Linked DNA regions of Mus musculus: regions 2, 3, 4, 5 and 6 are each linked to region 1. A link is a loop called in an ENCODE intact Hi-C map of the cell type or tissue named here. Cell type or tissue: heart. All regions are shown on one strand.

Region 1 (4,000 bases):
AATCTCTCTTGAATTTGTAAGCAAACTCGAAAGCTACAGGTTTAAAAGCAATGTTGCATAAATTTAGATCAATCATTTTGTAAAAAGGCTATGCTAGCTAGTTATTCTTTTATCTTTTAAATAGAAAATGACATTGTTGGTATTGGAAGTGATTACCAAGGCCTTTTCATCCAAAATAAATGGAAAAACATTGCAGATGTGTACCAGCTTAAAAAATGCTAATTTCTGGGGGCAGGTGAGATGGCTCATCGGGTAAGAGCACTGACTGCTCTTCTGAAGGTCCTGAGTTGAAATCCCAGCAACCACATGGTGGCTCACAACCATCCTTAATCGAATCTGAAGCCCTCTTCTGGTGCATCTGAAGACAGCTACAGTGTACTTACTTATAATAATAAATAAATAAAAATCTTTTTAAGAAATGCTAATTTCTGGATTTTTACAATGTTTGTGGTATTTACCTTTAAAAATTCATAAACTGATGTGACATGGTTTTTCATTCTACAAGGTGTTTACTTGGTTTTTTGTTTTTTGGTTTTTTTTTTAAGATTTATTTACTTTGGTTTCACATGTATGAGTATTTTGCCTGTGTGTATATCAGTGCATCATGTGTGTGCAATGATGCCTGAGGAGGCCCTAGCACTGCAATTACTGGCAGTGGCCATGTGGGTGCTAAGAGCCAGACCCAGGTCCTTGGGAAACACAAGTGTCTAACCCACTACTCCAGCCCTCTGTTACTTTTCTTGCAGAGGCCTCTAAACTTCAAACTCTATAAAAATCTAGATCTGTGTCCAGCCCAGGTACTGTCCACCAACAGTCAGTCCTGGCCGTAGGAACTCCATTTGGCCCCTAGCCCACTCCCTCTCAAATTCTCTGCCTAGTCCTTATCTCCAGACCCTGGAAGCCATCTTCATCTAGAGGCTCAGAAGCCAGAAGGCACATGGGCCAGTGACACACTTATTTGATTGATAGGCCTCTAGGTGTTTCCCTTCCAAAAAGATGTGTGTGGCTAGGCACCTGGCTAGCCATTGGATTAGCACCGCTTGCCTTCTGGTATAGGGAAAGCCCAGAGCTAAGGTCTGCCTTAAGCCGGGACACCAGCAACACCCAAGGCTGAGTCCCCTGTAGTCACGGCTCAGTGGATAAAAACACTTCCCACCCACTATCCTGGGAAACCATGGAAAGGTGGAAGGAGGGAAACAACTGTCTTCCCACACGTGTGCACACACAGAGAGACATTAAATGTTAAAAAACGATCAAACAAGTCAGATGGTAGTGGAGCACACCAGAGACAGCACATCTCTGTGCGTTCAAGGCCAGCCTGGTCTACAGCGTGAATTCCAGGACAGCCAGGGCTACACAGAGAAACCCTGTCTCGAACTCCCCACTCCCCTAAAGAACCCAAAATAAAGCAAAACAAAAATCAAACAAACAGGACCAGCAAGAGTCTGTGGTAGACTAGGACCCCATGTATACTAGAGGGGCCTACAGCTGCATATTTCAGTCTTCCTCCCTATTATGACAGACCTCCTGCTTGCTCTGTGGCAGCCCAGGTGAGGGTGGACAGAGCTAGCCCATGCTGCACCTGTACTGCCCCTGTGGCTCAGCTCAGGAAAGCCATGTGATCCACCACACCACAAGCTGAAGACCCTCACCCTCACTATTGGTCCCTCTGACCTAAGGAAGCCACCTGTTCCCAGTCTCAGAGAGCATTTTGCAGTTATTTCAACTCTACAAAAAGACTTTAGAGAAAGCTTTGAGTCCCATTGCAGATCTCCTGGCCAGGCCTAAGAGGACACTGACCCCATGTGGCCATATGTAGAAGTGCAACGGGAGAGGGGGAAAATTTACTGTCTCCTCCGATAGTTTCAAGTCTGAGCAGGACCATGATTTCACGGACCACCTGAGCACATCTAGGAGGTGGGCAGCTGTGTTTGATGGACAGGTAGCTTCAAGATGTGCTCAAAGCACACAATGGATTTTGATAGGCTGAGAGGGAGCTGTGTATGTTTCTCACTCTTTAGGCCACCTTGAGAGGTATGTCCCGAACATAGAGTGTTAGTAATGTGGAATGGACACTTGGACGCACTCCTGGACCGTAGGTGTTGTCTGCGCCTGAGCAGAGGCAGAATGTCAGACAGCACACAAAGGGGGCAGAGAAGCCAGCTGCTGCTCACAAGGGTTTCTGTTAGGCCAAGCACTGAGTTGAGTGTTCTAGAGGTATGCGTTTCCACCCCCAATTCCGTGTTCTTTCCCTGACCACAAGCTGTCTAGAAGGAAGTAGCCTGAGTTCTACAATCAGGACTAGAAGGAGTCTGGAGAGATCTAAGCAGTTGTCTCACTCTGACTCCATTTAATTCTTGGTGCATTTTTGTCAGGCCCCGTCGTTCTGGGCATGTCTTCTCCAACATTGTGATTAAGTTTCTATAAGAAGATGCCATGCCTGGGACAGATAAGGAAAGAAATGTTCAGGAAATTGAAATAGCTATGTCTTAGATCACAGCCACTTGAGATATAAGAAGCCAAGCTAGGGGCTGAAAAATATCACAATAAAAGTACACACTGGACCTTGGCAAGCCATAGCTTCCAAAAATAAAAGCCAAATACCTAACCAGCTTCTGCCTTACTTCCTCAACACACCCTCCACACACAAATGCCCCATTCATCAGAGCCGTCACCTCAGCAAGGGAGATCAGGTTACCCCACACTCACACCGAGCCCCTGCTTCCGCAAGTGAAACTAGGTTACCCCTTTCCAATGACATCCCTGCTTAAAACTTTCTCTGGCATCAAAACAAAGACAAAACAATTTCTCTTACCTGAGGCTTCTTGCTTGTTTGCTCTGTTGTTGGTGGTGGTTTTTTTTTGTTTTGTTTTTTGTTTTTTGGGGTTTTGTTTTGTTTTGTTTTTTTTATTACGGTTAAGACACAATCTCATGTAGCCTGGGCAACCATGAGCTGTCTATCCTGCCTCAGCAGCTCAAATAGTGAAATTACGTTAGAACCTTGGCCTGTATCTTTAGGTCAGATCCCATGACAGGAATCAAGCCGTGCCTCCCTACAGCTCTCTGGGACAGAGTTGTTGTTGTTGTTGTTGTTGTTGTTGTTGTTGTTGTTGTTGTTGTTGTTGTTTTAACAATCTATGCTGCTTCTGACAGCCTTTAGTTTATAATACCTGGCTCTCTCACACTTTGCCACGTATGCTGTGTTGAACTAAATCACGTGATGTGAAACTTCTGCCATTTCTAAAAGGCTGTAAAAGTCAGAGTTCATCTTTGTTTTTTTTTCCTTGGGATTGGTCCAGAGAAGACTCCTCAGGGAGGTTGCTCAGGAACATACTCTAGTCTGCTTCTGAAGAGGCTTTGCCACTCCCCACCCCCACCATCCTTCTCCATGACAACTACCTCTCTCTCTCCCTCCATCCCTTTCTTCCCTCCCATATCTCTCATTTATTCTTGTTGTGCGTGGGGCCCTTGGAGGCCACAGGTGTCAGGTCCACCCAGGGCTGGAGTTACAGGTTAGGCGAGCCACCCAACATGGGTGCTGGGACCCAAACTCAGGTTCTTTGTGAGAGTTTTCTTGCTCTTAACCACTGAGCATCTCTCCCACTTCCTCTGTCTTACACTTTTTTTTTAAGATTTATTTATTTTGTGTATATGAGTACACTGTAGCTGTACAGTTGGTTGTGAGATGGTTGCTGGGAATTGAACTGAGGACCTCTGCTCACTCTGGCCCAAAGATTTGTTTATTGATTATATTTAAGTACACTTGTAGCTGTCCTCAGATACAGCAGAAGAGGGCATCTGATCTCATTACGGATGTTTATGAGCCACCATGTGGTTGCTGGGATTTGAACTCAGGACCTTTAGAACCTCCTCTTTCTTACTCTTAATGAAGCGAGCTTCTCTCCAGGCTTTAAAGGGAAGCCTCCCCTTCCCTCTAAGGCCCTGTCATGTTTAGCTCTCTATATATCATATTATTTCTTTCTAATGCTCCTTCTACCCA
Region 2 (4,000 bases), 540 kb before region 1:
TGTTGCCTGTTTGGAATTTTGGGTGTGTGTGTTTGTTTGTTTTAGACGATTATTTAAGTAATATTACTAAATATTTAAGTTTTAGAATCCATTGTAGGCTCTAGGGGTTAGAATTGGGAAAAATATGTATATAAACCCTAATTTTGTGAGCTGCTTTCTACTAAGGAGTCATAGACAATGACCCCAAGTAAAAAGTGATGTCATATTGCCTGATTTTGACAAGAACAAAGCAGAAAACAAAGCTGGGAGCAGGACTGGGGAAGCCTAAGTGTGTGGACAAACCATTTTAGCTTCCTGAGAAAGACCTGTTTGGTGTTTGTAATCACCTGACTGACATTAATATGCAAGTCACACTTACAGAAACTTAGGAGTAGGGAATCTAATTAGGAGAGCAGCTGAGTGAACAGCAGACAATCCCAGGAGACTAGAGGGAAAACAGGAGAGGACTAGGGTGGTGCCAGGCACATGGTCAGCCAGACCTTGAGGTTTGGGGTGGCTTGAGGCATTGATTCTTACTCTTCACAATGCCTTAATAGCAAAGGTGCAGGAATGGGGATGCAGAGACAAGTCAGGATGCTATTACAGTCACCTGGACAAGAATGAGAGCAACTTGAGTATTTACTTCCCTCACTATTAATCTCATGTTCAGCAGATTCCAACATTGATTTTATTCCATCCAATACTTTTTAAATACTTATTTACTTATGCATATGGGTGTGTTATCTGCATGTACATTTGCACACCAGGAGATGGTATCAGGTTTCATGGAACTGCAGTTATTAGACAGTTATGAGTTGCCATATGGGTGCTGGGAATTGAACTCAGGACCTCTAGAAGAGCAGCCAGCCAGTGCTCTTTACCTCTGAGCCATTGCTCCAGCACCATCAAATTCTTTTCTGGTGAAAATGTAATGTTTTCTGAAATGTTCATTTCAAGATTTAGAGAATCTAGTAAAACTACTCTTCCCCTTAACAATTTTCAGGTTTTAGTTTATTAATCAAAAGATTATACTTGAGGTCAGAGAGATGGCTTATAGTTAAGAGCACTGACTGTTCTTACAGAAGACCTACATTTGATCTCCAGCACCCATAAAGCAGATCACAACTCCAGTTACAAGGGATATGGCACCTCTTCTGGCTTCCATGTGTACCATTCACATGATATATAGTCACACATGCAGGCAAAACATATATACACTAAATATAATATTTTTAATTTTAAAAGACTATGTTCAAACTGTTCAGAGTTTTCACAGCGGATCCGGTTTCTTCAGATGACAGTATTCCTTGTCTACAAACAGTAATAGGAGTTGATTAGGTACAGGAACATAAGAGCTGAAATGTAATAAATGTTCATTTTTAGTTAGTGTAACTGTAACCTATGAAAGCCATCCTTTTAAACGAAATATTTCTATCATGCAAAATTCTGGAAATAGAGGAAGGTAAAAGCTTAGCAAAGGATGGTTTTATAAGCTTCCCATTTTTTGCTACTGCCATATAGTACTTTCTGATATTTATCATACATAGATCATAAGCAACCCAGCATTCCTCTTATGTGCACTTACTCCCTAAAGCTTGTCAGTTGTGATGGAACACTGACATTCTGCAAGCCAGCCTAATAGCAGAGCTACTTTCACCAACTGTCCTATCAGGTGTCCAGGTGACAAGAAGCCTTTCTAATTTTCTCTCTTATCCTCTCTATCTTGGCACAGTAGATTGTTCCTTTCTGTGAAGGTGACTAAGGGCACCTTTCATTAAATGTTATACAGTTTGCAGTTATTTTATAGTTTTCCAGCAGATGGCAGTAAAATGTCTCAAATACAGGAAAATTTTATTCAGGTCCTTTTTATAAACTGGGTTGTGGTTCCCAGTTTGCACATTCAAAATACAGGATTGGCACCTAAGTACAAAGTAGTAGAGTCCACTAAAATGACCCCTAGCTACTGCTTCTCTTAACCAGCCCTAAAGCACTGTTAATGTATTCTAATGTTAGTGTATACTAATTGATAATATCAGTACACATTAGGACATGTTAATATTAATAAAACACTGTTGTGATCGGAAGACCAGCTATGAAGAGCGAATGAGTGATAAACAATCAGGAACAGCTTTTAGCTTCATCCTGATTTCTAGGAATAGAAATAACACAGTGAACTTAAGCTTCTAATTATACTCCTTCCACAAGCCAAGTTAAGATATATTCTAAAGGATTTTACTTTGAAGACCTAGTCCTTCGAGCAAATGGAAAAAAAGAAAGGCAAACATTCATGCATGTGAGTGCACACCTGTGTACATGCCCATGCCAACACACTAAAAGCTAGTAGTAGTTAGATTATGGTAAAAAGGCATTTAAAAGAGCCAGATCTTGACGTGGTAACAAATAAACCACCCGTCATTCTTACTTTTTCTGCAAAATCTTACAACGGGAAAGTAGATGGTATCATATGATGATTAATTGATGGGTCATGTTCTCTTTCATTTTAGTGCTTTTCCTACTTATACATCTAGCCATATTTTCAGGGAGGGGGGGGGAAACAAATTCCCAGAGTATTTGGATTTTTGAGATACCAGGAAAATTAAAAGGAAGTTACAAAATAAACAAATATTTGAACATTGAAGGATAAGACTTTTCCTTCCTCCTCCCCTCACTGTTACTACCCGTGAAGCAAATGTTTGGACTGATACTCTCCTGGTAGTTTAATAGCATAAGAGGAGAGACATAATGCTGCTAACTTTCCCTAAAATTAGCAAACATGAAGTAACATGAAAGACAGTAAAATAAGCAAAGAACAGAAAAACAAGAGTCAAAACAAATAGTCAACTAGAAATTTAAAAATAATTTTCTCTACTCTCAGAAAGATAGTCTATCATATGCATATTGCCAGATATTTGATCACACTGTGAACTCCTAGATAATGTTACTTACTGAAAAGAAATGTTTCTAGTTGTGGTGTGGCTCAACCCTTAGCACACAGCTTTAGTCCTTAGCTTTGGAAAAAGACATACCTTTAGTATATACCCTTAGTTCCAAACAGTAAAGGTAAAGTTAGTTTGTGGAAGGAAGCACCCATGTTTGAAAGTGATGTCTAGTTGAGTGGCAAACAAAGTGATGAATCAGAGAAAGATTTGACAGAATAGGATCTGCCCCTCTCAGGAGAATGGAGAGGAAAGAGGCAACATAAAAGGAAGCAGCAGAGGGAGACAGGAAGGAGGCAGCTTTGCCAGGAGGGTTTTACAGAGACAGGTTAAAGAGGGAACAAGCTAGACACAGGCAAAGCCAGACTGAGCCAGAGAATGAGCCGGAGCCAGAGGATTAGAAGAGATTGTCAGAGTTAGAGGCCAAGCAGAGCGAAAAGTTAGAGGCTGGGTGAGAAACCAGGTTGGATCTATCAGTTTGGAGAGGAGTTTGAGCCAGAACAGTTGAGTTGATCAGCCAGCCAGAGTTCAGAAAGAGCTAGAAAGGGAGAGCTTATTCAGCAGTAAGTCTCAGAGACTGAAAACATTCTAGGCTTAGATAAGATTGTATGGAGTCTGGAAGCTTCCAGGACTAGTCCTAGGCCTAGGTTAGCAGATGGAGGCAGTAAACCTGGGAGACAGCATTTACATCAGCTGAATAAAAGATATATTTACATATGCATGTAACAAGAACTGAATGCTATGCAAAACACTTCCCTTTTGTGTACTTTTATTTGATACATAAATGTAAACACAGGACATATTAATGGGATTGGATTTTAATATACATGTTTATTGCATGGTGTTTAGAAGCAGGCTAAACATACCTGTGTCTTCAAACATTTGTCTATTTTTAATGATGTAAACTTTAAAAACATTTCTAGCTTTCTGAAATCTAGAGTGAACTATTTTTATCTGTAGTCACAATACTGTGTAAAAGTACATCTGAATTTGCTCATCTCTATGGCTTAGTACACATTGGCCAAGTACTCTCTTACCTGTCTAGCCTACATAAACACAAATCTACTTGGAACTTTATTGAAATC
Region 3 (4,000 bases), 800 kb before region 1:
AACTACTGAGCAAAAGGATAGTAGACGCGATTAACTACTGAGCAAAAGGATAGTAGACGCGATTAACTACTGAGCAAAAGGATAGTAGACGCGATTAACTACTGAGCCGCCTCTCCAGCCCTAGAACGTTTGGGTCTGCTTGACTGCAGAGTACTTCGTCTAGCACGTAAAAGGCACTGTGTTAAATTCCTGGTGCTATAAAAATAATAAAAGTGCACTAATCGAACATATTTAATGTTATTAGGGTATTTTACCATGTAATGTGAAATGTAAAAAGAAATCAACAATTATATACATATTCTTTAGAGTTGTTTATCTGTTTTGATACAGGATATCCCTTTATAGCTTAGGCTGGCCTCCTACTCAGTCTTGCTTACCTCAGCCAAATGAGTGTACCACCATGCCTGACACGTTTATGAAACTTAAACTGATTTTTTAATGGGGAAATACTGGAAGTAAATATATAAACACTGCAGGGGTGGATGGCATACACCTATGTATTTTTATTATTCTTGCTTTAACTTTCTGATCTTTTCACATGATCTAAAAGAAGTATATTCTGGCCAAATCATTGGAGGAGCGGGAGACTGGGTGAGGGATGGTGGTCCACGCCCATCTGAAGGAAGTCTGAGGGAAAGGCTCTCTCACCTTCTTCCTTCCGTAGTAGAGCAGCTTGGTGAATTTCTCCACGATCTGCGCTGGCGTATCCACATTGGGGGGAATCTCCCCAGTGAGGAGATCACGAGTCCCAGAGCTCAGTACCGGCCAGTCCTCGTCAGTCAGGTTGATGAGGTTGGCTACAGGGGGCTGCCTCTTGTACTTCTCCAGCTTCTTGCAGTCCTGCATCAGCAGCTCAGCAATGTCAGATCCCACCATGGACTGCAGGATAAAGAGAGTCATCCTGGGGGATGCTCCAACCAGTCCCCAGGTTGGGCCCAGGCTGAAGAAGGAAGACAGCAGGGTCTCTGACTTGTTCCTGAGGCAGTCGTGCAAATACACTGGAGATCTTTTATGAATGGTTGAATTTCAAACATCAGCTTCACTATCGTGGTTACTCTCTGCCTGTCCGCAGCCACAGTGCTTATTGGAACCACTCACAATTCCACTGGCTGGTGCAGTAATCCAGGGATTGTACAACAAACCCCAGCCAGCAGGGGGCACTCTCCAGGAAAAGGTTAGCATTGGCACACCAGTGTTAGAACCGGAGCTACACTCTCCCTCTGGGCAACAGTGCTACATAAAGACTGCTTTTTCTAACTGTGCTATATACCAACTCCCACAAAGACAACAACTTCAGCCCAGCTTCCATCTGCCCCCTATATCAAAGCAGTGACTTACCCCATTCTGTCGACAAAGGAGAACCAGCAGTTGCCAAAGTAGAGCTGAGTCTCTGCTCCCTGGTGTCTCAGATTTGAGACACTGCGTTGCTTTCTGCTGACAAAACGTCATGATATCCACCTTGTGTATGTCCTCCCTGTGGGACGATTCAGGAAGCAAGGCCTGAGCAGACTGACTCTCCCTGTACAGACTCTGTACAATGAACTCGCTAACATGGCAGAAGGGTGAGAGCCCAGGACTGGAAGTCTGGAATCGCAAGATCGTTTGTTTTTTGGTTTTTTGGGGTTTTGGGGGTTTTTTTCCTGTAGAACAGGGAGGAGTTTCAGAGATTCTCTTGTGCATCCTTCCATCTTTTAAATGAGGAGAGTAAACCCAAAGACCTTAAATGACTTCTCAGAAGGGTTCTGTTTCAAGTCAGACAAGACTGGGTCCATGTCTGGATTATGTAAACATCTCACTTGCTCTGAGCCTCAGTGCCATCCTTAACTTAGGACGGGACTTTAAAAACAACTGCCTGCATTAAAAAAGGGGGTAAGCAAACTGTATGGCATCCATCAAGTAAGTGCTTGTTAAATGTTCAAGAACATTCATACTATTTAATACACAACTTAGTTTTTTGCAAACCTGTAAGACATAGGGGGAAAAGGGTTAGGTACTTAAGGAATGACCCTTGAGATTTTCCTCTGACCTCTACATTTGTACCCACATACATGTGTGAGCGTGTGCTTGTGAGCTAGCTTCAGATTACATGTACAAAGAAGTAGCGACATTCACTGGCCTTCATATGAATAGAGTTTCACGGCCTTTGGAGTAGGCAGAGTGAGTGCTATATCATTTCTCAAGGGAAAAACTTAAAGATGGCTGATAAGCCAGTACTTAGTAGGCTACCTGGCATGCTGGTCCTCTGACACCCACCCACCCAGGACTCATCACAGCTAAAACCCGATGAAATGTGGCTGAAAATGCTACAGCAGTTCTACTTTATTCCTGCAGAGGGCAGACGTTCACAATGGCAGGGAGCTGGAAAAATCAGCTCAAGAAAAAGCCGTTTTAAGAACGTTTCTCCAGGCCGTGCTCCATTTCCCCACTAATCTCTATCAAGTCCTTGGAACACTGAAGCTTCCTACCAGCTAACCTCTATGAAATGGAACTGTTTTTAAAGGTCTAACTTGTTAAGCTTACTTCTCTTTCTCCTCTTCAAATATGAAACAGCTTGCTAAAATCACTCAGGTCATCTCTTTTTCTACCTACTGGCATAGAAAAATCTGGTTCAAATAAAATAGACATTTTCTTCCCTGACAACCAAGACCTGGCCAGGAAGAGTCCTCAGCTTTCAAAAGCCTTTATTTAGGAGTTGGTGACATAACTTAGTGGGGTCAGAGAAGTTGCTCTGAAAGCAAGAGAACATGAGATCAAATTCCAAACACCCCCATAAAAGCCAGGCATGGACAATGTGTTCCTGTAATGCCAGAGTTTGGGGGACAGAGACAGGCATATACTGGGAGCTCAGTGGTCAGACAGCTTAGCCAAAATGGCAAGCTTCAGGTTCAGTGAGAGATCCTCTCTCAAAAACTAAGAGAACAAAAGAAGATGAGGGAGAGAAAGAAGAAAACAACAGATGTCTTCCTCTGGCTTCCACATATGTATGCATGTGTACGCCTTCACACATGTGTGCATATCACACACACACACACACACACACACACACACACACCCTTAACAACACTTACAGTACTTTACCTAATAAGGGGCCCTGGGAAAGCTCTCATCTCCTCCTGATCCTCAAAATCATTAAGTAAAACCTGGAGTAGAAAATAAAATTAGGTCACCAAGATTCTTCCAGCCAGTCCCCACCAGCTGAATCCAGTCTCATATCCAGGGCTATGGTCTTGTGGTGTGGCTCAATGCCTTGTGGAGACAGTTATACTTGTTGAAAGATGAGTCACTAGCATCTCAGGGAAAATGTAAATCTAGCATCACTTCTTTTAGAGAAAAGCCCACCCATTCTTGCTCACAATCTAAGGCACATGTGACTCAGTTCCCCCTCCTGGAGATGCCCGGCCTCAAGCAAAGTGAGAGCCTGAGCGAGCCATTGAATTGAGCCGAGTACTTGCATCCCTGGAACCCAAGATAATGATTACCTCCATGCTGTGCACTTCAACGAGGGCCGTTTGTCCATCAGCAGGAGAGTTGGGGGGGACACACACTAGCTGGCCTCCTGGCCCAAAGCTCACAGACACATGGGGAACATAGAACCTCATAGGTGCCTTTGGAACTGTCGCTGAGGTGTCATCTGGCCAACAGACACATGGTGGACATCGTTAGGTTTATTTTCAGTGCTTTTTAGTTGATACACTACTGTTCCCATTCTACCTGGGCCAGGATGAGATGCTAGGTGAGATACTTGGTTAGAAAAAGTCATGCTCTAGTCTGACTTAACCCTCTAAGAATACGTCAGATTATAGTGCAAATGGTCCAAATGATAACGCACTCATCTCGGATTCTCAGCCACGGTCAGAGGACAAGCAGCCTCTGCAGCCAAGCCTCCAGACTAGCGTTCATACCTCCCCTCACTTCACCCAGTCCTCCCAGGTCCCCTTGTTCTCACATGTTGCCTGAAAGCACTCCAGAGCGCCTCCTGGCCCAACCTAACAATGACTGG
Region 4 (4,000 bases), 170 kb before region 1:
TAGATTATTTTGTCAACTATGTTACTAGAAATGGTCAAATGACCGAATCTTAACCTGTCGCTTTGTGGGCTTGTATGTAATATTTAAATACCATTTCCAATGTTTTTACCGCTTGTCTGGCTTTATAATCCTGCCCTGTGCATGGTTGCTTTGTTCAGGCATCCACTCATTCTTTCAACAGGTATGTAGTAAGTAGATGATTAGATGAAATATATTATATGTGTATGAATGCAAAGAGGAAGGATAATGCTTTAATTTTCTTTTAAAAATGTTATTCTTTAACATCAAGGAGCTAAAAGAAGATAAAATAAACAGTGTGAAAATGCCACTTTGTGGGAGATGTTAGGCAAGGAACCTTTTGTAACCCAGATATTTAGCAGAACCCATTCTTTTGAAATTTCTATCATAATAAATTGAACTTTTGTGATCTATAAATAGCATGGATAATCATGTAGTCCTGTACCCAAAGTGGTCCAATTCATAGATACTCAACATTTCAGTTGGCTACTGAATAGTATACATTTATTATTAAATACATGCAGCAGAGTGAGGCTGACAGTTACTGGTGTTGAAGAATAAAAGCCAACAGTACAAACTGAAAGTTTTCTCTATAAACTTCAAACTAGAATAAACTGTGTAACTGCAGCTGGAGTGAAGATGGAGAGGCAACAGAAACTGAAACCTTGTTGTTAGATTGAAGCCTAGAGGCTTCCCTAGTCAGAGCAACTGAAGCATGACTTGATGAGTCAAGAAGTAACAGCATAGTGGTATCTGGGAAACTCAGCAATGACCTGTGACGCTGGCAGCAAGTCTCTGTGTTCCCTAGTGGAAGCATTACAGTATAGACTTCAACACAGAGAAGAGTGCATACATAGACTCAGGTGCTAAAGGAAATAAAGTTTCGTTACATCAGAGGCAAAAATATGCAGCTATGCACTCAGATCAATCAACAGGGAACTTTTTTTGTCAGCTTTTATCCCTTGTTTGTTTATTAAAGGGAAAAAGAAAAATACTTTGTTTGGTATTGGAAGAACCCATGAAAAGATGGTCATTTTGGAGGCTAAATGGTTGATTGGGTGCAGTTTAATGGACCAAAGCAAGAGTCTAATGCTGCATATTTCAAGGTTTTCTGTCTAAGGGCTGATATTGCTTGTTTGAAAGAAACCAGAAGACAGCCAAATAAATGTCTTCAGAAGTAGAAAAGAGAGTAAGTTGAATTAGCGAACTTAACTAAGAAAATAGTTATTATGATATTTGTAGTCATGAATGAGAGTGCCACTTTATATTCCTAGGAAAATGAAATAAACTACAATATATATTTGTTTCATTTAATTTGTCTTGAGATGCATTTTTTTTCAGTTTCCCACATAATGGATTTTAATATAACTCATGAAATATTTTGTCTGACAAAATAGACAAAAACAGGCAACAGGGTTACTGTGGATTTGTGGCCAGTCTAAGTTCTAATTTTTTTTTTTTTTTCCCGAGACAGGGTTTCTCTGTGTAGCCCTGGCTGTCCTGGAACTCACTCTGTAGACCAGCCTGGCCTCAAACTCAGACATCTGCCTGCCTCTGCCTCCCAAGTGCTGGGATTAAAGGCATGCGCCACCACGCCCGGCATCAGTCTAAGTTCTATGGTTAGTTTAAAACACACACACACACACAGATTGAAAGCAAGCAAAAAAAAAAAAACCTTATTCAAGTGTATTGATGCTTATTTTTAGTCTGTATTACCTCTATTCAGTAAATAGTAATAAAATTTATATATCTAACATGTAGGGTAAAGATATAATCTTTTTTACAATTAAATAAAAATCTTTTTCTTAACACTAGGGGGCTCTCTAGATTTATGGATTCTTGTTCTATGTCACAGTGTAGGAAATCACTTGAAAACATTTTATTACAAAATGAGTACTATTGCCAGAAAATATTAGATCACCTTAGGCTCTAGTAAGTTCTAGACCAGTCTGGTTTGCAGAGCAAGGTGCTGTTTCAACACTACCCCCTTCTACACCAGGAGTAAAGTTGAAAGCAGGTAAAGGAAACAAGATTGAATTGTATTAATGCATAATGCATTATAAAGCTGGGTTTTTTTTTTGTTTGTTTGTTTTGTTTTTTTGGTTTTTCGAGACAGGGTTTTTCTGTGTAGCCCTGGCTGTCCTGGAACTCACTTTGTAGACCAGGCTGGCCTCGAACTCAGAAATCCACCTGCCTCCGCCTACCGAGTGCTGGGATTAAAGGCGTGCGCCACCACGCCCAGCTTAAAGCTGGGTTTAAAAATACTTACTTGTTTAAGATTGGGTCTCACTGTGTAGCCCAGGCTAACCTAGAACTTTCTGTGTAGCTTAGGCTGCTCTTGGGCTTGTGATCTCTGACCTTTGCCTCCTAGGGTCCAGGTAACAGGTGTGGCTCATCGTACCCAGCACAAGCTGTTCCTTTAGATAGCAAGCAAGTATCAGCCTCATCCTAGCAGTGGCCTGTATGGTGAGATAGTGTGAGCTAGAAGGAAGTTTCGTGCTCTTTATTGCCATACTGATTCTGTAAATGGTTCCTAAATCCTATTAATTCAAATGTATTTATTTTAGAAATTTAACATGTGCTTGAAAGCTGCTGTCAGCAGTTATAATTTTGAAGTTTTAAAACCCCAGGAACATGTTTTGGTCTGTCTGAGGAATAGTCTTACTCTTTCTGTGTTAGGATTTTCATGACACTCACCAGATATACTCTGATTGCCAGCAGTGTATTTAAACAGTTTTTGTCTTTTTTTTCCCCCTTTATTTAGAAGACTATTACATTTAAACTTTATGTTCATTAAGTAGATAATGAAAACGTTTGCACCCTCACTGCATTGCTACAGGAACATATTTACCATATGTAAGTGCATCTTAGCTCAGTCTTCTTCAGCACAGCTCTGGGAAGTAGATACTCATTGTTGCACATTTTATACATAAGGAGACAGTAAGAAAAGTTGACTTGTTGTGTTCATATGCAGACTATAAGCAGTCTTGTTTCAGAGCTCTTGATTTCTTTGGGAGTTGGAGGGGAGTTTGTACTAGGAATTGAACCTAGATCCTTAGATGTACACATTCTACTACAGAGCTGTATCCCCAGCCTCCCCTCTCCCTTTAATAAGTTGTCTAGTCTGCCCTTGAGTTTGAGATCATCTTGCCTCAAGACTGCTGCCTTGCTGGGATTGCAGGCTTGCATCGCTAGGTCCAACAGAGCCCAAGCTTTGTAGAGAAAGGGTATAATAGACTTGGTAGAGTTTATACTTACTGTGTGTGGTAAATAGTCTAGAATACCCCAACTTACAGTTTCTTTTATGATAAAAATAGGTATTTAAAGTTGGAAATGAACTTAAAGTCTGTTTTCCCTGTTATTTTATGGAAAAGAAGAAATTATACTATGTTATTTAGGAAAGACGGTAAAATCAGTGAACACTGTGATTTTAAGGTGGAAAGAAAGAATGGTGTTAATGGAAAGAATGCCTGGCTAGCGTCTTAGATGTCTTGAGTCACGATTCTCTGTCCTCACCTGCCCGATGCTGCCCCAGAGGCTGTTCTCTGTGCTGGGGAATAGCAGTGACATTTTTTTTTTTGTCAGAGCGTGAGTACAGTATTTTCCCTTAGCTCGTGTTTTCAGTGGGATAATGGGTTGAGAGTATTCAACAAACCTTAGTCCCTCCACACAAATGGACATGGCTTGCATTGTTCTTTTGCGACATGTCCTGTATTTTTAAGTGTTAGTGGCGTCTTGGTAGGGGAATAATAAAGGCAAGTCTCGTCTGCATTGTTAACCTAGAGGTTGCATCTAAAACTGGGAAACTGAGCTGGGGGATGTATTACTTTGCCACGTTTTAAATGCTTGTTATTTAGTTTAAACTAAAAACACTGTGCAGTCTGATTCGTTCCCTCACAGTATCACTTAGTGGGGAAAGTCCTAATTTTATTTCACCTGTGAAGACTGATCGTAGCGAGTGCTGGCACCATTGCAATCCTGA
Region 5 (4,000 bases), 330 kb before region 1:
CATCCCCACTAAAGGGTCGCTCTCCACAAGGATATTTACAAGGCATCTCTGAACACACTCAGACTGGAAGGTGTCACTCCTCTTTCCTGGCAGTGAAACCCATTCATTTCCCATCCTCCCTGACAGTTCTGTCTCAGATAATAACTCCCCTCTTTTACCAAGAGAGAGAACCGGGTGGGTGAGATGGTTCAGTGGGTCAAGGTGCTTGCTGCCAAAGCTAAAAGCTTGAGTTTGAACTCCCAGGACCTCCATGGTAGGAGAAGAGTACCACCTCTGAAAAGTTATCCTCTGACCTATACAGCCATGCCACCGCACACCTAAATGAATAAATAAGTCAATAAAACAAATAATTAAATAATTGTAGTTTGGCATTTTTTCAAAAGAGGGAGCCTGACGTAGCAGTACTCTCTTGTAATCTCTCCAGTTGATAGCTGTGTGACTTCATACAAACTTTCTGTGCCTCAGTTTCCTCACCTGTAGAATGGGGACAATAATACTTAGCTCATAGAAATGCTTTGAAATTTAAAGACTTAAAAACTGTGCAAAGGGTTTTGAATTTTATTCGGCTAACAGTGGGTGTCAGCTTGTTCTACTCAAAACACTCAGGACAATCTATCCCACCCGTCCTTTGATTCTTCTTCCCTTATTTACACACCCAAATTCACCAGCAATTTCCATTCTTCCGATTCGAACCTCACCTGACTCTACGACTTTCGCGCGCGCGCGCGCGCGCGTGTGTGTGTGTGTGTGTGTGTGTGTATGTGTGCGCGCGCGCGCACGCGCACGCGTTGTATGTGTTCATTTGTTTGCACGTGTATGCATGAGCACGTGAGAGGTCAGAGGTTGGGGGAAGAGCTTGGATCACTGGGGTGTACTCTTAAGGAGACCCAAGGTCCCCAGCTTTTGCCATGAGATGCCATGCTGCTTTACCACGGCCTCAGGACGCAGCCCCACCTCTGAGGGCCCAAACCTCTGAAACAGCAGAATGAGTCTTCCCGAGGCTCCCACCCACTGCAGAACTGGATACCAGGTGGAGTGGCGATCTAGGCCGGCTCTCCTCGCTGAGTGCCACTCTGGCCGCCAGGTGGCGCTGCAGCACACTGGGGTGTTGCAGAGATGCACTTGTGGCTGCCTGAGTTCCGGTGCCAGCTGGCAGCATCCTCCGCCTAGGAGAGGATTCCCTTCTTTTCACTGTTCCCGTAGGTAGGCAAAGTTAGCAACGTAGAATAACCCTTCTCTTCTTGAAGGCTGAAAAAGAAAAGCCAGGAGCCCTTGGCATGGCCACCCTTGCAGGAGGCAGGTGTGGATGAGTCGCTTCCACTCAATGGGCATCCAGGACTAGAGTAAAGGGCAAGGACGGCTTGGAGACTAATCGCTGCCTGTGTGTAATGTTTAACCCAGAGCCGCAAGCTTCCATGTAGTAATAGTAATAGTCCTGAAGACGTCCAACTCTACCCTGGGCTGCCAGTGAACTGGCCTAGGACATGGGAAGTAGTGAGAATTTGAAGTCCATTGACATAAGTGTCACTAGCTGTACTATTGGCATTACCGCCACTGCCGTTTCTTTTCCCTGGAGGCAAGGGGAAGGCGTTTCAGGAATAACATTGGTTTATTCCTAGCATAAGAACCAGAGGAATGATAGTGCTGTGTGTTCTGGGCCACTTTTTTTTTGGTTTTTCTAGACAGGATTTCTCTGTATAGTCCTGGCTGATCCTGGAACTCACTCTGTAGACCAGGCTGGCCTCGAACTCAGAAATCCACCTGCCTCTGCCTCCTGAGTGCTGGGATTAAAGGCGTGCGCCACCACGCCCGGCTCTGGGCCACTATTCTAATGTGTTGTGTCCTGAAGTATGCCCTGGGAGAATGCCAGGATCAAGGCATGCATGCAGTTCCGATATCGCCCACGAGGTGGCGCAGGCCCCTGCGCTCTGTCCTGGGATTACAGAATTGATTTTAGCTAGGCTGGGCCAGTGAGTTAAATCGAGCACTAGACAGGCGTTTGGGGTCGTAGGCAAGTGAAGAGCTGTCTCCGCCCCCCCCCCCCCCCTTGGATTTGAGTCTCACAGAACAGTCACGGAGACCATTAGTTTTCCCAGGCCTCAGATGGACCAGAAGTGGGTTCAGGAGGGTGATGGGGTGAGATGACACAGTGGATCTGTAGTCAAAGCTAGACCTTAGGGTCAACTTTTGCTTTGATCTCTTGGCTGTATACCGCTTACTTCCAGAGCACCATCTCTGGGTTCTGACGCTTCTGGATCCATTTATAGCCTTTTTGTCCCCTTCCTGAGCCCTGGCAGTTTCCCCTCCTCCCCCTCCTCCCCCTCCTCCCCTTCCTCCTCCTCCTCCTCGCCCTCTTCCCCCTCCTCCCCTGCTTGGCCTCTCTGGTCAAGTGAGTGAGCCCGTCAGAAAACAGTATCCTTATTAGTGTTGAGACCTCCAACACCAGACAAATCCTGCTGTAAGGAAATCCCCGCTCCCTCCCATTCTCAGAACCTGTGTCCTGGGACTTCAATTCTTTTTCTTAAGCGCAGTTTTGCTCTGAGCCAGAGGTGTCTCCTCCAGTTCTCTGAGCCTCAGAAATCCCAGACCTCAGGGCTGTCAATCACTATTTCTTTATTCAGCATACCTTTTGAGGAATCAGAATAGATTCCTCCACCCCAACCCCGTTGGGTAGCGGTGATGGAAGCTAGGGTCTTCTACATGCTGGATAAGCTACAGTCAGCTACAGCCTCAGGCCTTGACTAATAAAGATTGATTTATTTAATGTATGTGAGTACACTGTCACTGTCTTTAGACAACCAGATGAGGGCTTTGGATCCCAATATAGATGGCTGTGAGCCACCATGTGGTTGCTGGGAATTGAACTCAGGACCTCTGAGAAAGTAGCCACTGCTCTTAACCACTGAGCCATCCCTCCAGCCTGCGATTTTTTTTTTTTTTAATTAGAAAATGCCTCAATATCTTTATCTATGGGTAAAAGTTTACAGTCACTTGTCTGGGTACTTTTCTCTCGCAGCGTGCTCTTCCTTATAGAATAGAAGGTTGGCTGATGAGCCAAGACTTCCAGTCTGGGGGTTTTATTTTTTGCATGATGAAAGCAATGTGGTATCATGGCCCTGCTAGCACAAGGAGTGATCTCTGGGGAAATGAGTCACCAGCACCTCCCTCCGGGTGGCTGTCCTCCCCCACCCTGGGGACGGGATGCACTGTACAGGAGGGAATCTTTGCAAGGCATTAACAATCTGGAGACAGAATGCAGCAACCAGGCCAGCCTGGCCTGTTGTTTTCACGCTTTGAGGGAGAAGTGAGAAATGCAAACCGGTCTCTTCACCTTCCCCGCAAATACAGGGCAGCCTTGCGCTAAGTCTCCTCTGATTTCATCTCCCTGGACACAAGCTGCCCAGTCGCACAGAGTCAAATCCAAACAAAAGATGACCGTCCATGCAGCTCCTCGAGGACCGGGGTTCTCTGAGTACATCGAAAGCAAGGGGGTGGGGGTGGGAGGTGGAGGGGAGGGGGTTGGGGGTGGGGAGGGGCCACGCCCAAGTTCTCACTGTGTCTAGAGACCCCTGGTCACACAGGCGAGGTACAGTTCAATCATACCCCAAAATTGGTTTTAAAGTTAAATTAGGTGTTGGGGCTTCAGGAGAGAGAGAGAGAGAGAGAGAGAGAGAGAGAGAGAGAGAGAACGAGCGAGAGCGCACGGCTGTCTCTGGTTTAAGGGCGCTCAGCTTGCTAAGGCTGCAGAAACTACAGAGAATATGTTTCCTGGCTCCCTCCCAGGCCACGGTCTCCTCAGGCCCCACCACAGGACCACACCTCCCTGCACTGACATACTGCTAGGTGCCAGCCACATACCCAATGCTTTAGTTCCCACAACTATCCCAGAGTTCTTGTCTGCAGATGAAGGCCAGGCCAAAGGATGCTTCTATTTGTCACCTCCATCAGATTAGTCTGTAGGCAAGCCTGTGGGGGCATTTTCTTTTCTCTTTTCTTTTCT
Region 6 (4,000 bases), 140 kb before region 1:
AAGCGTCCAGAATCCTGCTGTCTCTGCAGACCCTTCCACCCCAATCCCAACGCTGTCTTCCCAGCTTTTTACATAATGCTTGAGATGCAAACTTCTTGGGATCAATCTCGGGTTGCCAGCCTCGAAGTTTGGTGGCTTTTTTACCTGCTGAGCCATCTTGTCGGCTTCTGATAAATGGTTTTTAAGTCTGTTTTGCTTTGTTTGCTTAAATTAGGGCTTCATTGAATTCAAAGACATCACAAAACTTTTTACAGTTTATGTGTTTGTGTATACAGGTGTGTTTTGTCTACATGTGCATCTGCACACCAGAAGAGGGCATAAGCTTCCATTACAGATGATTCTGAGCCACCATGTGGATGCTGGGAATTGAACTCAGGTCCTCTGGAAGAGCAGCCAATACTTATAACCTATAAACCATCTCTCCAACGCCATCACAAAACTTTTAAAATGAAATTTTTATTTTTTAATTTCATGATATTTTCTTCTAGTTGTAAGAAAACCATAGTCAAAAATAACTATAGCAAATCTATCAAGAAGAATTTAATGTTAATTTTAGTCTTGGAATTTCTTACCCTTTGGTTAATTTTTATTTTCAGGTAAGCTTTTGGGTTGTAAGAGAGATTCTCCATGCTCAAACACTGAAAATAAGAGCAGAAGTTTTGAGCCACTATATTAAGACTGCTAAGGTAAGTATGACTTGATCTTTAGTTAACCCATTCAGAATTGTTTTAAGTGATTGTTTATTGGTCCTAGAAAATAAGGCCTGTTGAGTACATTGAACGCCTCTTTTCTCTGCCTTTCTCTTTATTCTTGGTCACCCCCCTGCCCCATTTATCTAGTCAAGGGTTAGATTATGGTAAATTACAGTATTTGTCAAATATTAGACTATATTGATGGAGAAAGTCATGTAGTATTCACTTGAAGAATACATAATGCTTTTTCTTACTTGGGTTTTGGTTTGTTTTGTTTTTTTGTTTTTGTTTTTTTTTTTTTCTATTTATTTATTAAATTGTGAAATGAACCACTCAGCTATATAGAAAATAAGACTTTGCAGGCTGGAGAGATGGCTTAGTGGTGAGCAACTGCTGCTCTTGCAGAGGACCCAGGTTTACTTCCCAGCACACAGTTGGTGACATGATGGCTCCTTCTGCCTTGCACGAGCACCAGGCACTCAAGTGGTCCATGGGCACACATATATGGAAAACACTTATATACATAAAATAAAAGCGCATGAATCTTAACAAAAGACTTTAAGACCTTGAACTTGTGTTTTCCAACCTCTAACTCCCAGGACTAAGATTATGGGTGTGAACCACAGGCCTCTCCTCGAGTCTAGTTTAAAAGAATAGCACATACGACGCTAGCAGGAACACTGAGTAGTTGTTGAGAGGCATAGATAATAAACAGAGTTGGAGAAAGCAGCATGGTTTTCAAGGATAATCTGGGTTTCAGAGGGAGGAACAGAAGATTGCACAGGGAGACAGTAAGATCAACTTGTAATGACTCGAAATTCATGAGTGTTGATGGATCCAGAATTCATCATTGTTTGTTATGCGTGGAATAGTCAGGTCTTCCCTGACCTGTGAGTTGAGAGGTGGGAGAGTAAAGCAGAGAAGCTCTGCTTATGATTTAAGTTGGACTTCTTCCTATATTTTCCCTGAGCACAGGAAACAATCTTATTCTAACATTCTGTGGCACTAGGTGGCAGGACTAGCCTTCCTCATATATAAGATTTTACAGACATGTTAGAGGAATTTTTAAAAGCATTCTTTGTAAGATGTTAGGTAAGTATTAGTTTTTAACTAAAGAAAGTAATGGCTTTCCCCATAGATTCTGAGTTGTTTTTTTCCCCCATTTATTTGTATGTTTTTGTCCATACAGACTACAATTTTTCTTACCAAATGATTTCTCTCCAGACTCTCTGACCTATATTTGACAGCCTTTGCTTTTATTGCAAGCCCCAATGCCCTGTTTTCCTTATTACTATTAAATCATATTCTGACACTGTGTCTTTTGTGTTCAGTTTGTAATAAAGGCTCACGTAGGTCGTACCCTTTAATATCTGTTATAGTCAGTATTCTCTAGTGAGAGAACCAACAGCACTCTGTACAAACAGTGTATAGTGAGTCACATACAAAATGCAAAACAAGATTTAGGAAATCAGATCCAAGTATTGATGGGACTGGCAAGTCTGGAAACATTATGGCATGACAAGCCGCAAACTCAGGCAGGAGCAGAGGCGGAAGGTGCCATTTCTTCTTTTCCTTCTAGGTCCTCTGCATGTTTAGGCATCCATCAAGTCTAGCATGGCACTTAGTCTCCAGTAAATGTTTAATATACATTCCTTTAGTGACTAGTTCCTCCGCTGGATTATAGAATCCTGTGTGAAGGTTTATCTCCTGTTGCATGTGTATTGTTTTGTTTCAGTTTGCTCTTTTTGGTTTTTCAATTAAGTGCTCACTATGGGGCTTACCTGGTTGCTTGAGAAAACTGTAAAATGACTAATTTTTAGATACCACTTTTAGGGTAGAAACTATTATGTGGTATGACAAAAATAAAATTTTGAGAAACTAACAGCAAATGTAAAGTGGGTTTCTTGGGAAATAGTAGAACTTACTGTTTGTGTTTGTATACTATAAGAACAACATCCCATAATGTCAAGGGTCTTGAACATGAGGAAGCAGGAAATGGAGGCTGCACTAAAGACAGCAGGTTTGAACTCTAGCCCTGGGATAATAGGAGCACCGGGCAAGAAACCAAACCAAGTAGACCCTTTCTTATGACTTGGACCACAAAATAGATGACCAGTCATAAATCATTGCAAGGATACTCACCAGAACCAAGTGCATGGCCGTTACAGTCATGCCAGTTAACCTTGAGAGCAAGCCATAACTTCAGCTTTGTGAATATATTACCCATTTAGAGTTGGGTTTATTCCCACAGCTTGGGTGAAAGTGCCAGGGTAGAACATGAACATTATATTATAGGCCAAAAATAATTTACTGGGTATCCTAGAAGACAGTTTCCAAAAGTGACAGTAACAATAATAAATAGTTATTCTATCCACTGCCTAAATTGTGCTAATCTGTATTTCCCTGCAGTCATTTTCTTAAAAAAACAATCCTCTTCCCCCTTTTTCTTAAATCTTCAGAAACTATATGAACTTAACAACCTTCACGCACTTATGGCTGTGGTTTCTGGCTTACAGAGTGCGCCGATTTTCCGGTTGACTAAGACGTGGGCGGTGAGTAACTCTGCCTAGTTTAATGAAGCATAGACTTTTGTGCGAAGTAGAAATATTATTTGTTTCTTTTGTAAGTCTTAGACAAATATAATAGATAAGAATTCTTAAATTGTCTTGCACTTTGTTCTTTGAAACCAACATTTAAGACTTTTAAAACATTGCACTGAGCTTTTGAGGGAATGTTGAGGGCAGTGCTTATTTTGCTCTTCAGAGAATCATTTTCATACCTTGTTGATAATATCACATGTAATACTTACCTGATAATTAGAATTTAATTGTGTACAGATTATACTTCTTGTAAATCTGAAAATCTAAATCATGACCTTTAAAGTTCTTTTATTAATTTTGACTCCATTATTTTTTAGCCATAAATCTTGAGTATAGAAAAATCTCATGATAAACATGCTACTTTCTGTTACAACAGCCACCATATTAGGTTCTGTTACTTTGACAAAAGCAAAGTATGATTTTTGGCATGATCAGTATTTGTATCTCTGAGTAGAATGATACCATACTCAATCTTTCTAGGTTATCTCTTCCCCTTTTCTTTCTTTTATTTCTTATTTTGAAACTACGGCCTCGTTTAAGGTATCTTGCTAAGTCACCCAAAGTTGCTTTCAAGTTGGGGACTTCCTTTCTTGGCCAGTCAAGTAGCTGGAGTTATAAGCCTGATATACTAGCCTCTATGAAGGGGTGTGTGCGCGTACACACACACACAGTCTTTTTTTATAGCCCAAGCTAGCTTTAAAGTCATGG

What was found. Hi-C counts contacts between places; a loop is a spot of excess contacts. Peaks named below come from ENCODE experiments on the same cell type or tissue, not always from the same donor. Only the 100,000 strongest peaks of a DNase experiment are listed, where the experiment ranks them.
Region 2: it touches region 1 in a loop (2.8-fold over the local background); 15 of 42 quality-filtered maps call a loop at or near these places.
Region 3: it touches region 1 in a loop (2.8-fold over the local background); 4 of 42 quality-filtered maps call a loop at or near these places.
Region 4: a loop joins it to region 1, with 6 times the contacts of the local background. A loop is called at or near these places in 28 of 42 quality-filtered maps.
Region 5: a loop joins it to region 1, with 6 times the contacts of the local background. A loop is called at or near these places in 41 of 42 quality-filtered maps.
Region 6: a loop joins it to region 1, with 5 times the contacts of the local background. A loop is called at or near these places in 21 of 42 quality-filtered maps.

The regions. Positions count from the first base shown.
Region 1 is chr1:156,739,882-156,743,881 of GRCm38, reverse strand. No RefSeq gene overlaps it. Among named protein-coding and RNA genes, the nearest start is that of Gm39683, 2.5 kb to the left of the region's middle. In heart, no CTCF peak of the experiment used is centred here; a DNase peak (open chromatin) is centred at 1,841; H3K27ac peaks cover 1,085 bases.
Region 2 is chr1:157,278,780-157,282,779 of GRCm38, reverse strand. The region is part of intron 3 of Rasal2 (RAS protein activator like 2); the gene reads left to right. Among named protein-coding and RNA genes, the nearest start is that of Gm51654, 28 kb to the right of the region's middle. In heart, a CTCF peak has its summit at 1,788 (motif pointing right); no DNase peak of the experiment used is centred here.
Region 3 is chr1:157,534,992-157,538,991 of GRCm38, reverse strand. Sec16b (SEC16 homolog B (S. cerevisiae)) reads right to left here. Exons shown (of 26, transcript NM_001159986.1): 7 at 3,480-3,631; 8 at 3,079-3,140; 9 at 1,339-1,474; 10 at 649-879. Among named protein-coding and RNA genes, the nearest start is that of Sec16b, 11 kb to the right of the region's middle. In heart, CTCF peaks have their summits at 1,143 (motif pointing right) and 2,311 (motif pointing right); no DNase peak of the experiment used is centred here.
Region 4 is chr1:156,907,909-156,911,908 of GRCm38, reverse strand. All of the region lies in intron 1 of Ralgps2 (Ral GEF with PH domain and SH3 binding motif 2), which reads left to right. Among named protein-coding and RNA genes, the nearest start is that of 4930439D14Rik, 29 kb to the left of the region's middle. In heart, CTCF peaks have their summits at 1,629 and 1,828 (motif pointing right); no DNase peak of the experiment used is centred here.
Region 5 is chr1:157,074,357-157,078,356 of GRCm38, reverse strand. The region is part of intron 1 of Gm30568 (a long non-coding RNA gene); the gene reads left to right. Among named protein-coding and RNA genes, the nearest start is that of Gm30568, 5.3 kb to the left of the region's middle. In heart, a CTCF peak has its summit at 1,889 (motif pointing right); DNase peaks (open chromatin) are centred at 1,126 and 1,896; H3K4me3 peaks cover 408 bases; H3K27ac peaks cover 304 bases.
Region 6 is chr1:156,883,777-156,887,776 of GRCm38, reverse strand. It overlaps Ralgps2 (Ral GEF with PH domain and SH3 binding motif 2), which reads left to right. Exons shown (of 19, transcript NM_001159967.1): 6 at 597-686; 7 at 3,152-3,244. Among named protein-coding and RNA genes, the nearest start is that of Angptl1, 47 kb to the right of the region's middle. In heart, a CTCF peak has its summit at 1,695 (motif pointing right); no DNase peak of the experiment used is centred here.